Linked DNA regions of Homo sapiens: region 2 is linked to region 1. The links are chromatin contacts, found by Hi-C or POLR2A ChIA-PET in ENCODE. All regions are on one chromosome and are shown on one strand. Each heading gives the region's core, a stretch centred on a gene start or an enhancer-like site at or near the end of the contact. The rest is flanking DNA. Distances are from core to core; before and after follow the strand shown. Region 1 overlaps ALG14 (ALG14 UDP-N-acetylglucosaminyltransferase subunit). Region 2 holds the start of TLCD4 (TLC domain containing 4).

Evidence for each region. Hi-C counts contacts between places; a loop is a spot of excess contacts on that map. ChIA-PET counts read pairs that join two places held with the same protein, here RNA polymerase II (POLR2A). Pooled maps may share reads with other maps.
Region 2: a map of PC-3 shows a loop between it and region 1 (6-fold over the local background). The contact joins the promoter of TLCD4 here to the enhancer-like site in region 1. A Hi-C loop is called at or near these places in 1 of 168 maps with a recorded cell type or tissue (PC-3) and 8 of 50 pooled maps. POLR2A ChIA-PET finds 5 or more read pairs at or near these places in 5 of 52 experiments (Caco-2, OCI-LY7, PC-9 and 2 more).

What each region holds. Positions count from the first base shown.
Region 1 is chr1:95,038,969-95,046,667 of GRCh38, forward strand. The region is part of intron 2 of ALG14 (ALG14 UDP-N-acetylglucosaminyltransferase subunit); the gene reads right to left. Among named protein-coding and RNA genes, the nearest start is that of ALG14-AS1, 19 kb to the right of the region's middle. RefSeq lists enhancers at 4,200-4,808, 4,809-5,417. Within about 2 kb of position 3,568, at least 13 of the 41 ENCODE cell types and tissues checked have a DNase peak (open chromatin) inside an H3K27ac peak, as active enhancers do.
Region 2 is chr1:95,114,417-95,122,115 of GRCh38, forward strand. It overlaps TLCD4 (TLC domain containing 4), which reads left to right and starts at 2,939. Exons shown (of 7, transcript NM_152487.3): 1 at 2,939-3,201. TLCD4-RWDD3 (TLCD4-RWDD3 readthrough) reads left to right here and starts at 3,507. Exons shown (of 8, transcript NM_001199691.1): 1 at 3,507-3,675. RefSeq lists a cis regulatory region at 1,164-1,691 and silencers at 2,946-3,092, 3,020-3,299, 3,380-3,429.

The DNA of each region.
Region 1 (7,699 bases), core at 2,318-4,817:
ACCTTGGCCTCCCAAATTGTTGGGATTACAGGCGTGAGCCACCACGCCCAGCCAATACATTATTCTTTGATAAGGTAAATCAGGCTTCATGAAGAGATTCCTGATCTAACTTGTGCAGGATATAAAATTTTCTAAGTATAATAGTGTGGGTGTGGTTGGTGAAGGGTCTTCTTGCCAGAGGAAGCAGCGTGTTCAGAGCTGAGAGACATGAAATAGCATGGAATATCTGGGGAACTGTATTTTGGTACGTAAGAAGCAACATAGGGAACAACAGAAAATGGAGTTGGAGCGGAATAATGGGAGCAGAAATGCATTCAAGAAATACCAGTCTAGTAATTATGAAGAGAATGGACAGAAGGGGAGAGGGCACGACCAGAGAAGGGCAATCATTGGGGAGATCACTGAAATACATCAGAAGAATGATGCTGAAGGCCTGACGGCCAGCAGCAGCACTAAGGTAGAGGAATGGAGATGACAAGCAGTGAGAAGGGAGATTTAGGACGCTGGAGAGTTTGGGATAACTCTCAGGTTTTTACCTAGGGTGAACGGTACTGTCATGACCTGGGGAGCAAATAGCAAGAGCGGAAACAGGCTGACAGCACATCATGATTCACTGTGGTCTTGTTTGGAGCATAATTTTGAGTTGGTAAAATACTCTTTAAGTATAAAATATATCAATATTAGAAAACATACACAGGTATTTTAGGTTGAAATGGGACAGACAGGAGTTTGTACTATAACTGAAGCAATGGGTAGACCTAGCAGGCAAGTGGACGGAGGAAGACAACTGGGAATCTAGGAAGATAATATTCAGGAATCTGGATGCTGGACTGATGCTGACAGGCCCTGGAGAAACACAGCCTGGAGCAGAAGCCTCGCTTGACGTTGACAAGTCAGACTTGAAAGCCAGGTGTGAGATCTCTGCCGGGTGCAGTGACTCACGCCTGTAATCTCAACACTTTGGGAGGCCGAGGTGGGCGGATCACTTGACCTCAGGAGTTCAAGACCAGGCTGGGCAACACGGCAAAACCCTATCTCTACAAAAAATACAATATTAGCCAGGTGTGGTGGCTCGCACCTGTGGTCCCAACTACTGGGGAGGTTGAGGTGGGTGGATAGCTTAAGCCTGGGAGGAAGAGGTTGTAGTGAGCCAAGATTGAACCACTGCACTCCAGCCTGGGTGACAGAGTGAGACCCTGTCTCAAAATAAATAAATAAATAAATAAATAAATAAATAAATAAGATTCCTAATCTCAGCCAGGCCTCCTTATTTCACAGTAGAAGACTAAGGCCCAGAGGGGTTGATTCACACAAGGTGACAGAGCTGGTTATTAGCAGGACCCACAGCTCCCTTACTCATATGTTGCTTCATGACATTTCATAAGCACCATAAAGTGAGCATCTACCAGGTATTTGAAGGACAAGGGAGTATCCCTCGGCACCCATTGTTTCCCTTTTACTTCCTTGCCATGCTCACCTGCTTGGTCAAACCTGACTAAAACTGTAAGTACATCTCTAGTCACAGCCTGGCCACATGCAGAGCTTAGAATTATGCTGTCCGTGGTGTGACTGCAACTACCAGAATTATTTCCTTGGGCCTAAAGGCTGGAAGGATCTAACAGCCTCCATTTGTACAAAAGGAAGGACGTAGGGAATTCCAAAACAGGCCATGTCCTGATTTTATAACAGCACAAAATAAATTGTATGTTTGTACTCAAAGGTATAGATTTTTTTTTTAATTGTGCTATTTATGTTTTTAAAACCAAACATTGGTGATTAGAATGCCATAAATTTGCTTTGAAATGGAGAAACAACAGTACTATATTATAAAATGTTACTGCTCTTCATGTTGTAAGAATCCCATACAATACAAATTTAACTGGCACTGGGAAATTGGTTAAATTACCACAAGGTTGAAATAACGGCACTATGTTATTCACAGCTATTTTAATTTCATCTGTTCAGAACATGATTTAAAGAAAGTTTAACCTGACTGGCTTTAGGTCTAGAGATAGAGGAAGGAATAATTGAGATTTGGGGAGGAATTTAAGAGATTAAGCTGTTTAAAATACTTTAAAAGCATGTATATATCTACCTGATATACTATTTCAAAAATAAGAATCTATTCACTGAAATGGCCACATCAGAATCTCTATTTGCAGTAAATTACAAATATTTTCTTATTCAAATATTTTGCTCATTTAGACCGGCCTCCTTTCAAATTAGAGATTTTTTTTTACCTTTACCTATAATTCAGTAAGTTAAGGTCCATATGAATGAGGAAAAGTGCACATATACATTATACACACTCAAAACCATAACTATGTTAAGCCACCAGTTGTAATATACATTACAGTTGACAAACTTAAATAAAACCCCACAGTTTAAACTATACAGTTACAAACATTTCTTTCAGAACTGATTGGGAGGCCAAGGCAGAAGGAGACTAGCGTAGGCAACACAGCAAGACCCCATCTTTACAAAAACAAAAATTAAAAAATTAGCTGGGTGTGATGGGCCTTACCTGTAGTTCCAGTTACTTGGGAGGCTGAGGCAGGACTGCTTGAGCCCAGGAATTCAAAGATGCAGTGAGCTATGATTGCACCACTGCACCCCAGCCTGGGCAGACAGTGAGACCCCGTCTCTTTAAAAAAAAAAAAAAAGAAAGAAAGAAAAAAAAAGAAAGGGAAAAAAGAACTGCTTAGGAACTGTGGAAAGTAACAACAAATACACTCAATGTAGACATCTCAGCAAGCTGTACACAGTCTCAGTCCACTGTGCGAAGTTAGCACCCCACCTTGTGGAAAACAGTAGGTGGTGTTCAGTGGAAGAATGTCATGTTAATTTTAGAAGAGCTGGTTGATAAATCCTGCAACCACCAAACTGCCACTGATTCTTATATAAACAGAAAATGCAAAACCAAAAAAAGAATGCAAACCAAAAGAATCCCTATTTATTACACTAGCAGCAAAACTTTTGTACTTCCAAAATAAAAGGATATGAGCCTCAAAATATTGGTGCTTGTGGTATGTGTTTGGATTATTTCTGTAGAAAATATTTATTTAGATATTTATAAAAAAATAAATATTTCATATTAGTAGGTTTTTACTCCCACTGGGGCTTGTATCTCTTCTTAGTTTTGTTTCTAAAAAATAGCTGTTTTCTAATTGTAACTTTAGAAAATACAGAAAAATATTCAAAGACAAAACCAAAAATCAACCAATATCTCCCTACTCTTTTGAAGAAGCCCCCACCCCAACACTCTATCTCACAGAGATCTCTCCCTCCTCTGCATTCAAAGCACTCATTGTCCTTTGCTTATCTTTGATTTAAACATACACACACACACACACACACACATACACACAGTTTGAAAGTTCTTCTGGTCTTCTCAGTTTCGTCAGACTCTTCGCGTTATTTATCATTCCTGTTACTTTCTTGGCACCATGTCTTCTGGAGTTCTCTGTCACTTTGCTCTGTTCCCAACTGTTTGTTCTCTAGGACCACCTATGAAGTCTTCACACTGGAACTCCCTTCACTGCTGTCCTGAGAATTCCCTTCCCTTCTCTCCTGGACTGAGGCCCAGATCCCTGGAACTGAGTCTCCCTTTTGGGTGCCCCTTGTTTTGGTGGGGCACACCCTCTGTGGGAGGGTACATGAGGAATCCATTTGAGACACTGCTCCACTGTACTTCTGAAACCTCAAATGTGATTCCTTTTCTTGTTCTTTCTGGAAGTTTTTAGTATCTTCTCTTCATCGTTAGTTCTGAAACTGTACATGACGTGTCTTGTGACTACACTTTCACTGGACTCAGGATAGTCCTTTTATTTTAAAAGTCGGGTCCTTCTGTTTTGGAAATTTCCCTGGGTCATAATTTTGTTTCATTTTGAACTTTTCCCATTTCCTTGTTCCTTCTGAATAATGGACTTGCAACATCCAGTTTGGTTGTCTAATTTTCTTGCCTTTCTCTACTGTTTTTTACGTTTTCCTTATGCTTTTAATCTTTTTCTTGAGTTCTTCAATGTGATCTTCCAATCTTTCATTGAATTTTTATTGCTGAAATCAAAATTTTAATAGCCAAGGGGTTTTTTTTGTTCTTAGTTTTTTAAAAAATAGGTCTCATTCTTGTTTTAATGAAATAATGCCCTCTCATTTCTTCGAACATAATTGTTTTCGTTTAAACTCCCCACTGCCACTGAAATGCCCTTTTCTCTAGTTCCTTTCGTTAGTTTTCTCTTTAGAGGCTTTCCTCAAATGTCTGATATTCTGTAGATGTTGATTCAACTACTGATTCTCAAGGGCGATGGGAGGGGAGGCCCCCCATACACACGTTATAAGGTCTGGAGACATTTTGGGTTGCCATAACTGGTGGTGGGGGTTGGGGGAGCACTCTTGGCATCTGGTGGATAAAGGCCAGGGATGCTGCTAACATCCTGTAACACACAGGACATTCCCCTACAATGAAGATTTGTCTGTCCCAAAATGTCAATAGTGACGAGGATGAGAAGCCCTACTTCACATTAAAGAATGAGGCATTAAAAGGCCGACTGCAGGCTCTATGTTCAGCTCTCTACCGCCTCTACTGAGAACTAGTGCAGGTCAGCGGCTAAATGATCAGCAGTGCACTGCCACCTGGTGGCAGGATGAGGGAGTGACATTGCAGAGGAAAGAAAATATAAGTCCTTCAACACTTGGAGGGGCCCGCCTGGTCCATTTCTGAAGCTTCAAGGACCTTTTAGGGGAAGGAGAGGAAAGAGGAAGGTAGAGAGGAGAAGGAAAAGAAGTAGAAGGAAAGGAGAAGGAGCGAGGAGGGGGAGAGAGGAGAGAGAAAGAGAGGGTTGAAGAGAGAGGAGAGGAAGAAGAGAGAGAAGGAGGGGAGAGGGAGAAGGGAATGAGGGAGGAAGGGAGACAGGGAAGGAGGGAGAGAGAGTGCACAAGTGTGTAGAGTTTAGGAAACGGTTTTGAATCTGTGCAAAGTGGTTCTGGGAAGTCCCTCTAAATCCCAGGGAGTTTCCAGGTTCCTCTAGGCAACACTTTAAAGACCCTTGGAGATCGGGATGCTCCCCTTTCAGACATCCCAGGGTTGGTGATGGCAATCCCATTCTTACAATTGCTCAGAACAGCTTTGTAGTCATGTTTGATTCCTCTGTTTTCTGCCATGAAATTCTGTTAACTCCACTTTCAAAAACATCCAGAATCCAACTATTTTCCCTTACTCCTGGCCCTCCTGATGCAAGCCACATTATCTCTTGCTGGGATTTCTGCAACAACCTCCTAACTGATTTCCTTGGTTTTGCTTTTGGTGTATTTGTAACACAGCCACACGAGTGACCTGTGTAAAACAGTATGATTGTGTCACTCCTCCAAGCAAAACTTTCCAACAGGTCTCTATTTTCCTCAGATTAAGAGAGGAAGTTTTTAAAAGGGCTTACAAGGTCCTAAATTATCTGGTCTTTGCCCACTCCTCCCATCTCCTCTTCAGTGTCTCTCCTTCCACTCACTCTCCTCCAGGGACCAGGATTACCTGCTATTGCACCAACATCCAGGAATATTCCTCTCTATGGCTTTTCCAGAGACTTTTCCCTCTGCTTGAAACACTCTTCTCTCAGGAGTCCCCATCGCCTTCAAGGTCCTAAGAGCAATCACAACTTTTCCACCCCATCAAAATTCCCAGTTCCCCATCCCTGTGCAATCTGCCCCCACAGCACTGATCACCTTCTAACAGACTTTACTATTTTCTTCTTCACTATGTCTGGTATTACTGTCTTCTCATCCAGGTCAAGTGGAGTGAGCTCCATGATGGCAGACATTTTTTTGTGTTTTTTGTTCACTTGTGTATCCCAACTATCTATAATATTGCCTGGCAAATGGAAAGCAAATATTTATTGCTGAATAAACAAAGTATTTTTTTTTTAAAAAAAGCATTAGGATTCTGACACCTACTGCATTATAAATTTGGGAAAACTGAAAATCTTTGTTAAGTTTTTAAACATCAGGAACATGCTTCTGTATTTATTTTTACCATATTTAATGTCTCAATAAGATTTCACTATTGGGCCCATATTGATCATTTCCTTTTATTCAAGCTCCTTTCCCAGTGTTTAATATTTTAGGTCTCTTTCTTCATTATTTTTCTAACAGTTAAAGCTAGCATATAAGGAAGTGATTGAGTTTTGCATATTTGGCTTGAATCTGATACTTTTCTGAACTTGTATTACTTGATAGTCTTTTGTTGATTTTGTTTCTAGATATAATTATTTATAGCATATATTACTTTATTTCTTCTTTTTCAATGTTTATACCTCTTATTTCGACTTAGGTGGAGGGCCAAAACAAAACACAGTATGACTAATGGCAGATACTCTTCTTTTGGTTCTGATTTTAGAGAGAAAGAATGTAATGGACATTGGCTTTTGGCTCCAAGTATACTTTTTCATTTTAAGGAAACCATTGACAATGTTGGAATAATAGGTTATTTGTGCAAAGCAGTGTTTTAGGAAGCTAAATGTGGACAGCCAGGGATATCAATGTGATTTAAAGAAGACTAGAGTCCAAATCAGTAGTATGTGTAGAGTTTGCATATACATTGCAAATGTACTGCAATGTATACATTGTATTAGTATACTAATTGTATAGTATTAGCATACTGTATTAGTATATTAATAGAATTAGTATAATAGTATACTAACAGAATGGTATACTAATAGAATTAGCATACTATATACTAATAGAATTAGCATACTATATACTAATAGAATTAGCATACTATATACTAATAGAATTAGCATACTATATACTAATAGAATGGCATACTAATAGAATTAGTATACTAATAGAATGGCATACTAATAGAATTAATATACTAATAGAATGGCATACTAATAGAATTAGTATACTAATAGAATGGCATAGTAATAGAATTAATATACTAATAGAATGGTATACTAATAATTAGTATACTAATAGAATAGTATACTAATAATTAGTATACTAATAGAATAGTATACTAATAGAATTAGTATTATATTATTATACTAATTAGTATTATATTATTATACTAATTCTATTAGTATATACTCAGTATACTCAGTATTGCTGGCTTGAGTAAATTATTGAAAAATATGAATAGAGGGCATAGTGGCCACAACAAAAATAGTTTGGAATATCTATTACACTGGTTTCTACACCATATATTTATACTCCTAACTTCTAGGTGTACTTCAGAATAGGAATTCAATCAACAATCTAGCACAGGAGTCTCCAACCATCAGGCTGTGAATCAGTAGCAGTCTGTGGCCTGTTAGGAACCGGGCTGCACGGCAGCAGGTGAGTGGCAGGTGAGCCAGCATTACCACCTGAGCTCTGCCTCCTATCAGATCAGCAGCAGCATCAGATTCTCTTAGAAGTGCGAACCCTATTGTGAACTGTGCATGCAAGGGATCTAGGCTGTGCACTCCTTAAGAGAATCTAACTAACGCCTGATGATCTGAGGTGAAACAGTTTCATCCTGAAACCATCCTCCACCATCTGTGGAAAAACCGTCTTCCATGAACCTGGTCCCTGGTGCCAAAAAGGTTGAGGACTGCTGATCTAGCAGAATGCTAGAGTGGGCAAGGGTTGACAAGCCCTTTAATGTCAGCAAGTTATTTAATTTGGGCTTCTTTATTTCCCATATTTATTGCAGTAAAATTGGAAAGTT
Region 2 (7,699 bases), core at 1,689-4,188, 75 kb after region 1:
TTTTTGCTTTAATTATAATTTTTAGAAAAAAAACAGCTTTTGGTCTTAGTTTTTCAAACAATTGGTTCTATTCAGAAGATTAAGAATTTTGGAAAATAAATTCATCAGGAAAACTTACTTCATTTAAAACAGTTTTTGGCTGGACATGGTAGCCTGTAATCCCAGCACTTTGGGAAGTCGAGGTGGGTGGATCACTTGAGGTCAGCAGTTCGGGACCGGCCTAGCCAACATGGTGAAACCCCGTCTCTATTAGAAATACAAAAATTAGCCAAGCATGGTGGTGCATGCCTGTGATCCCAGGTATTCGGGAGGCTGAAGCACGAGATCTGAAACTGGAAGGCGGAGGTTGCAGTGATCCGAGATGGCACCACTGCACTCCAGCCTGGGCAACAGAGCAAGACTCTGTCTCAAAGAAAAAAAAAAAAGAGTTTTTGTATTTGTTGCCCATTTCAAGTGTGGATAAATACTTTCATTTCTCTGATCTGTTTGCTTGAACTGTTTCAGTGAATAACAATATAAAAAGTGCAATTCGGTCTTTATACATCCCATTTAAAATGCAGAAAAACTTCATATGGTAAATACAGAATTCTGAGAAAGTATCCTTGGAAAGGGAATATTGGTGAAACAATTAATAATACAGATTTAATGAACTGGATATATATATATACACATTATATATATATATATATAATATATATGTTTGTTTTTGAGACAGAGTTTCGCTCTTATTGCCCAGGCTGGAGTGCTATGGTGTGAGCTCGGCTCACACAACCTCTGCCTCCCAGGTTCAAGCGATTTTCCTACCTCAGCCTCTCGAGTAGCTGAGATTATAGGCAAGCACCACCATGCCTGGCTAATTTTTTATATTTTTAGTAGAGACAGGGTTTCTCCATGTTGGTCAGGCTGGTCTCGAACTCTCAACCTCAGGTGATCTGCCCGCCTCAGCCTCCCAAAGTGCTGGGATTACAGGCGTGAGCCACTGCACCCAGCCATGAACTGGATATTTTTAAAGAGATTAAGCTACCCTGAATTTTTCAGGAAAAAATACAGTTGATGTATTCTTCTACCTCCTAAGGTCACTGAGTTTTAATTAGCTTAAAACTTGCAACATTCAACTACTATTTACTGAATTCCTCTCATAGCTCAGGCCTTGTCCTTGATATATTAACTTATATGTTCTGTACAATCTCAAAAACAATCTTGCAGTTTTCATGAGGCATTTGTAGAGGCCTAATATGAAGGAATATAGTGGGACATAGAGTATAGTGGATTTCTGTGGGTTTACCTGGCTTTGGTTACTGCTGTTGGTGTTAGAGAATTATGCATATCAAAGATAATGATGGTGCATTTATCAGGAAAGAACAGAGCTACTATCAGCCACCAGAGACTAGCATGGGAGAGTTTCTGTAGGAGGTAGTGTTGATACAGACTCTTGAGAGGACACTGTGAAATTGGTATTTTCTGGGCTGACTTCACAGATGTTCACATATAACCATCCTGCCCACAGAGAGTTATGAAATAGCTATGTGAGTGCACAAGGTAGCTATTGCGCAAACCAAAGTTGTCAGGTACTGCACATATTGTGAAGGGACTATGATGGGACACCGTGTGGTTCAAAGAGCACTGGAGCCCTGGTACATCCTGAGAGTCTTGGGGAGAAAAAGGGGAACACGCATTTGGGGGCCTGAAAGATCTTTCTCTCTGCTTGACTGCAGGGCAGGTTTCTGTCCCTCCCTGTTCTGTGGTATAGATTTTGTCTTTTCCACATCAGTCCAGGTCTTCAGAGTCACTATGAATTATTATTACCATTTTAAAGATGAAGAAATTGAGCCTCAGTGAGGTTCAGTTAGCTAAAGGCACACAACTCTAATAAACTGACAGAATTCCAGGTTCTGATTTAAATTCTATTGCCCTCTCTTGAAAATAAACATGGACAGCTTATATGAGCTTTTGTGTATATATTTTCTGGTCTAAATCTGCGGCAGATATGTGTGTCTTTCTGCGCATGTATATAGTAGATCAAATATGTTAGCTCTATTGACATTTCTTAGAAATAAATATCCTGTTATCAATGATAGTGTTTACAAATTATTTATTTAGAACTTACCTCTTTTCAAGAAAAGGCCTTGTGATTGCTCTCTGCGAATTATAATGCATGAGTATACCTCTTTGTTATTTTGTTTTGTTTCAGACAATTATCTCTGGTTGATGCAGATCACTTGGAGGCTTTTGGGGCTGTATATAACAGGTCAGAACATCTATTTAATGTCAAACTTTATCTACTAGGCAACTTGGAATTCTCAGCCAGCACCAAATATTCAAATCCAACTTCCACACCCCGACAACAGAGGGGTTCCGGGTGTAGGTGTAGTGCTGGTGCACCCATGAGGGTGTTTTTCAGGAATTCTGGAGGTGGTGCTGGAGAGAACACGCTTCTTCTACACGCGCCCCCTACCAGTTTGGTATGCACCTGCAGCCCCAAAGAAGAACTGGCGGGACTCGAGTGTGGCCGTGTCAGACGTGGCAAGAAAAACCAGCAGTTGCCTTTTCATCTCTTTTCTGATGATCTAACCATGAAGTCCCCAGTATTTGAGCATTTAAGGCAGAATGTAAATTCATAATTTAAGAAGATTTTTTGTTACGTGGCTAGCCCAGGTACTGACCGCTGCGGGGGCGGGCTCACACAGTTCCCCCGCTGGCAAGTTTTGTGACTTGCTTTGGAAAACCCGGGAATTGCACCCTCTGCCCTTGGCAAGGTGTGAGCTTCCAGGATCTCTCCGCTGCGACTTCGGGTGTTAGGGTTTTTGGGCTCTTTCCGGGACCCAAGTTCCAGGGCAAGAAGGTCTGCTCGGCGGCCCGCCTCGGGGCCCCGCCCACTTTGGCCAGGGTCGGAGCCGCCCGGAGCGGGAGCCGGAGCCCGAGCGGCCGCGGCCCCTTTAAGGAGCAGCTCTGCGGTAACCCGAGCCCGCAGTCCGGGCGGGCGCGACGGCCGCCGCGGTAGCTGGAGCCTCCGCGACTGCACCTCCAAGCGGCCCGGAACCCGCGGCTTCCCTGGCTCCCGTGAGCATCTCACCGGGCGGCACTGGCCAGCGCCAGCCCTCGGGCCGGCCCGGATGAGCAGACTCCTGTAGACACCCGCCGCCCTCTCCCGGCTCGGCGCAGCCGCCGCCCGCGCGCGACTCGCCCCGGGACCCGGCACAGGTGACGCCGTTTGGAGGGGGGGTTGGGGAGGAAGGCGGGCTTGCCTCGCCCCGCGGCTCCCCCGCGCCAGCCGCCAAGCGCAGCCCGCGGAGAGGGGTGCCGCGGCTTCCCGCCCCTGGCCTAGCGCGGCCGAGAGCTCCTGCGCCTGGAGGCTGGGTGGGCGTCCGGCGCGCGGGAGGCGGCCCGGGGCTCCCGGGCGGGCTCCGGCAGGTGTGTGCGGAAGGCTCAGCATCGTCCCCGCCCGGCGGGCCACGGCGTCGCTCCGGGAGCAAATGGTGTCCCGGGGCCCGCGGCCCCCGCGCCGCCCGGGCGCCCCGCATTCCTCTCGCGTTTCTCGGGCTGCACGATTCCGGCTGCCCTGTCTGCCTGGCGGTGCCTCTCGGGTCTGAGCTTAAAGCGGGTGGGTGCAAACCTTTGGGCATCCAGGGAGAGCTTTCTTGTTAGAGCCCACACACAATCGGGCGCATCAAGTGGGTAAGTCCCCCTCCCCCGCCGCCACCTTCTGAAACAAGTAGCTCTTATTTACCCTTGCAGTTCTCAAGTGGGTCCCATTTTTAGCCACTGAGTGCTGAAAAGTCTAGTGGGAAGGGACCAGGCGTAGAGTCGGAGGGAGAAATTGGTTTCTATTTCCATCTTTACCTCTGTAACCCCTAAGTGCCTCGGTTTACCCAGCCATGAAATGGGATTCGTAATGCCAGCAGTTTCCTACCCCTCCAAGACGGCAGAAAAACCTCTGTGAAAACACTTTGAGTCTAAATTCATTTAAGAGTCGCTGTTGCTGGTCTGTATATTTTTAATTGTACACACATTTGAGTGTTAATGTGGTGCACACTTTTATATGAAATTATGAAATTTACTTTAAAGACTGATCTTGGATAATGTTTAATCCAAATACCAGTTTGGAGAAGATGGAAGAGTTTGTGTGGACCCTAGGAATTGATGTGTGAAATAGGAAAAAAGATTTAATAAAATCTTTACGCAGTCATAAATGGAGTTGAGAAAAATTGACCTTGGATTGTGGTGTTTTAAGTGAGTTACTCCCGTGCCAGCGCATGGTGTCGATTGAAATGTAGCTTCATCTTTGTGTAGCCGATTAAGGTAATAAGTTAGAGAATCCCAGCTCCCTTTTAATTGTGCTATATATGAGGAATTTTTATCCTTGCTTATCTTTTCCTTAAATTGGGCGAAACGAAATTAGAAAAGTGTATTCCCGCCGTGTTAGAAAATATGAAAGAATGGGTGAAGAACCATGGATTTTAGTTTATTTGCCACGCCCCTCCTGTGCCATCTGATAACCCAGAGAATATTTTGAGGGTGCTTCTTTTTTTTTCTACGCCTGCAACTCCTTTTGTCCCATTACCTCCCTCTGGAGTTTGAATCTTTACTGTCCTCATCCTTGAGATGAATTTTATCTGTTTAGGCTGGATGCCTCTGACCCAGCTGCCCAATCAGTCATTATTTATTTACAGTATTAGATTTCCATTTATATTCATTTCACTCTAAGCCTTCTTTACCCTGGTGGAAAGAATAATGGGTCTTTGCTACTAATGCTTTATACTTGGAGGTGAACTAGGAATGGCATGCTCAAGGTGCTGAGACTAATGCAAACCCCAGGGAAGCTAGGTCTTCACTGGAGTCTTCTGAATAGGTCCTGGAGTACAGATGCAAGAGTTGGCCTGTCTTTTCCTTGATTTTCTGAAATCTCCACTGGGTAAATTCATCTGATTGCCAAGGGAAGTCTTATGAGCAGGGAGCTATCAGAAATCTGAGTGTTAGACTGATTAAGAGCCTTCCCTGCAAAAGACTGGGGAGAAAGAAGTAGTGGCTTTGTAGGTGTTGGAGAGTCCTCCCTGTAACCAGATAACTAGTAGGAAGTAAAGGATCCCTAGATTCCCAATTGAGAAATGGGAAAGGGGCTGGGTTTCAAAAGGGAAGTGGCACAGCTTCTAGGCAGGTTTGGGAATGTACCTGAGGTTTGATGGGCCCTTCTCCCTCTTTCTCTTTGAGAGTGTTTCTGGCTCCTCAGAGTCAAGCACAGCTGTCTTAACAGTTTTCAGACCTGTTTACTCTCCTCTTTGGTGCTCTAAAGGAGGCCCAGCGTTCATGTTCCTCTCTCAAAGCTGGTCTTGCATGTATTAGAGGAAAATGGGCAGTTTAGTTTGTAAGAAACTCTTTAGACCTCAGTGTCTCTCCCCACCCTTCTTTCCAAATTAGTCCCACATCCTACAGATTAAGGATTTGTTTGGGCTTCAATATCTCAAACTGGGATACTCAGTTTGGCTGAGAAGAGTAAACTGAACAGTCTACACTAAGATATGAAAAGCTAGCTTTTCTGTTAAGGAAGATAATGAATTAATTGTCTGGGTGAGAATTATGGGCATTTGGACAAAGGAGGGCCAGACTGGGGGTGGAGTTGTGCTGGACAACTTGTGCCCTCGTCCTTGAGAGAGGAAAGGATACCACCAAACTAGTGCAGTCACCCTGTTGTGCTTTTTCTTCTTCCATTTGCCTTGAGAGAAGAAGAAGATAGCAGTATGGAGGTGGAGTCACCATCTGTTCTCAAGGATGGGAAACAGACTTTAACTGAACATTAGGAATGAGCTGTATTCACCTGGCATTGGTATCAGGCGCTGGATGGATTACACCAGAGAATACATTACATTAGGAAAGTAAGGCTAATTTTGTAAGAAAGTCTAGGTATTTCCAGAGTGACTTTAGTGGTATTTTTTCTTGTTGAGGATGAAAGGTTGCACACAAAGAAATGGAGGCCTACTGCTCTGAGGCTTGTTATTCCTGGTGAGACAGTTGGATGTGCTGCAAGCAGATCCCAGACCTGATCAGGCAGGATAAGGCAGGAATAGCAAAAGGTGTTTCTTTGTTCAGAACATTGGTCTGTTCACGGAGAAGGCAATGGATATATAAGAAGGAGCTTCTGAACTGGTGTAAAAGGCCAAAGCTTTTGAAAACAGCCAACGAAGAAGACACGTGGAAGGCTGTTCAGAGCTTGAGCCAGCACTGGAGGAAGGGAGTCCCAGACAGCGGGACCAATATCATGGGTGGAGTTTGAGTAGGTGGACAAACGCTTGTCTAAAGCAGTGTTTCAAACATTTTCAGACTACAACAGTACAAAATGCATTTTTACACTGAGACCCAGGGCATAGCAAGTATATGTGTATGTGAAACTAGTTTCTATTTCTATTGAATTTCTGTTTCTAGTCTGTGTTCTTAAAAACTCATAACGTGTTAGTGGATCACAGTCCACTATTTGGAAACCACTTTTCCAATGGGTAGAAAAACAGGTTGCAGTGGAGCAGGCTGGGCGGAGGGGGATTGGAGATACTGGAGGAGGTGTGGGGAGCATAGAATTGATTGAGCACTACCTGGACCCCTGTCGGTGGGAGAGAAGGCAGTGTAGAGACTCATCTTGTGTCTGACAGGTGCAGAACTCACATAGATGAAATGATGGGACAGATGCAGAAGAGGGGACTTTCCACCAGTTCTACTTACTTCAAAGCAAAATGATTGGCTTTAAGGAAAAGGAAACGTGCAAGGAGTGAACTTGGATATGTAAGCACATTTCTTTAGAGCAGTAAGATTTTCGTCTGTACGCTTAATGAGGAGACAAAAGGACCCAGAACAAATTGGCTGATGAATTCAGGTCATGTCCACTTTCATGGCCGGATAGGGAGCAGAGGGGCTAGTAGTGCAGGGAGGGTGAGTAGGAGGCTCACACCTCCCCTCACAATTTTGAGAAGTTGGAGCAGAAGCAGCGGATGGAATGTGTTTTGAAACCCCATTTGCTGATCAAACTCATTAGGAAGTTGGCTGCTTGCCTCACAGAGAATTTGAAAAGTATTCTTTTTTTCTTTTTGAGACAGGGTCTCGCTTTGTCACCCAGGCTGGCGTGTAGTGGCACAGTCTTGGCTCACTGCAACTTCCGCCTCCCGGCTTCAAGTGATTCTCCTGCCTCAGCCTCCCAGGTAGCTGGGATTACAGGCACCCGCCACCACCCCGGGCTAATTTTTGTATTTTTGGTAGAGACGGGGTTTCACCGTGTTGGCCAGGCTGGTCTCAACTCCTGGCCTCAAGTGATCCGCCCAACTCAGCCTCCCAAAGTGTTGGGATTACAGGCGTGAGCCTCCGTGCTCAGCCTGAAAAGTATTCTTATTACATTTTATAAAAGGGCTAGCCTGTCAGGACTTCCTTAGAAGTATAGATCTGTGATCAAATTCCAATCATCATTTGTAGCCTTTGGGGGTCATCTAAACAGCTTCTTGGAGAAACTGATGAGGCAACCAGCAATTGTGAGTTAATTCCAGTATTTGCCCTGGAGTTAATCAAGGGCAGAGTCTTAATCTGTAGTTAATCTGTAGGCTTTTGATTTCCTTTTCATGACTATCAACATCTGGTTACAACACCGAACACTCCTAGCAGCAAGAAAAGCCTGGAGGAAAAGTACACAGGTGGCTGGCGTGGTGGCTCACGCCTATAATCCCAG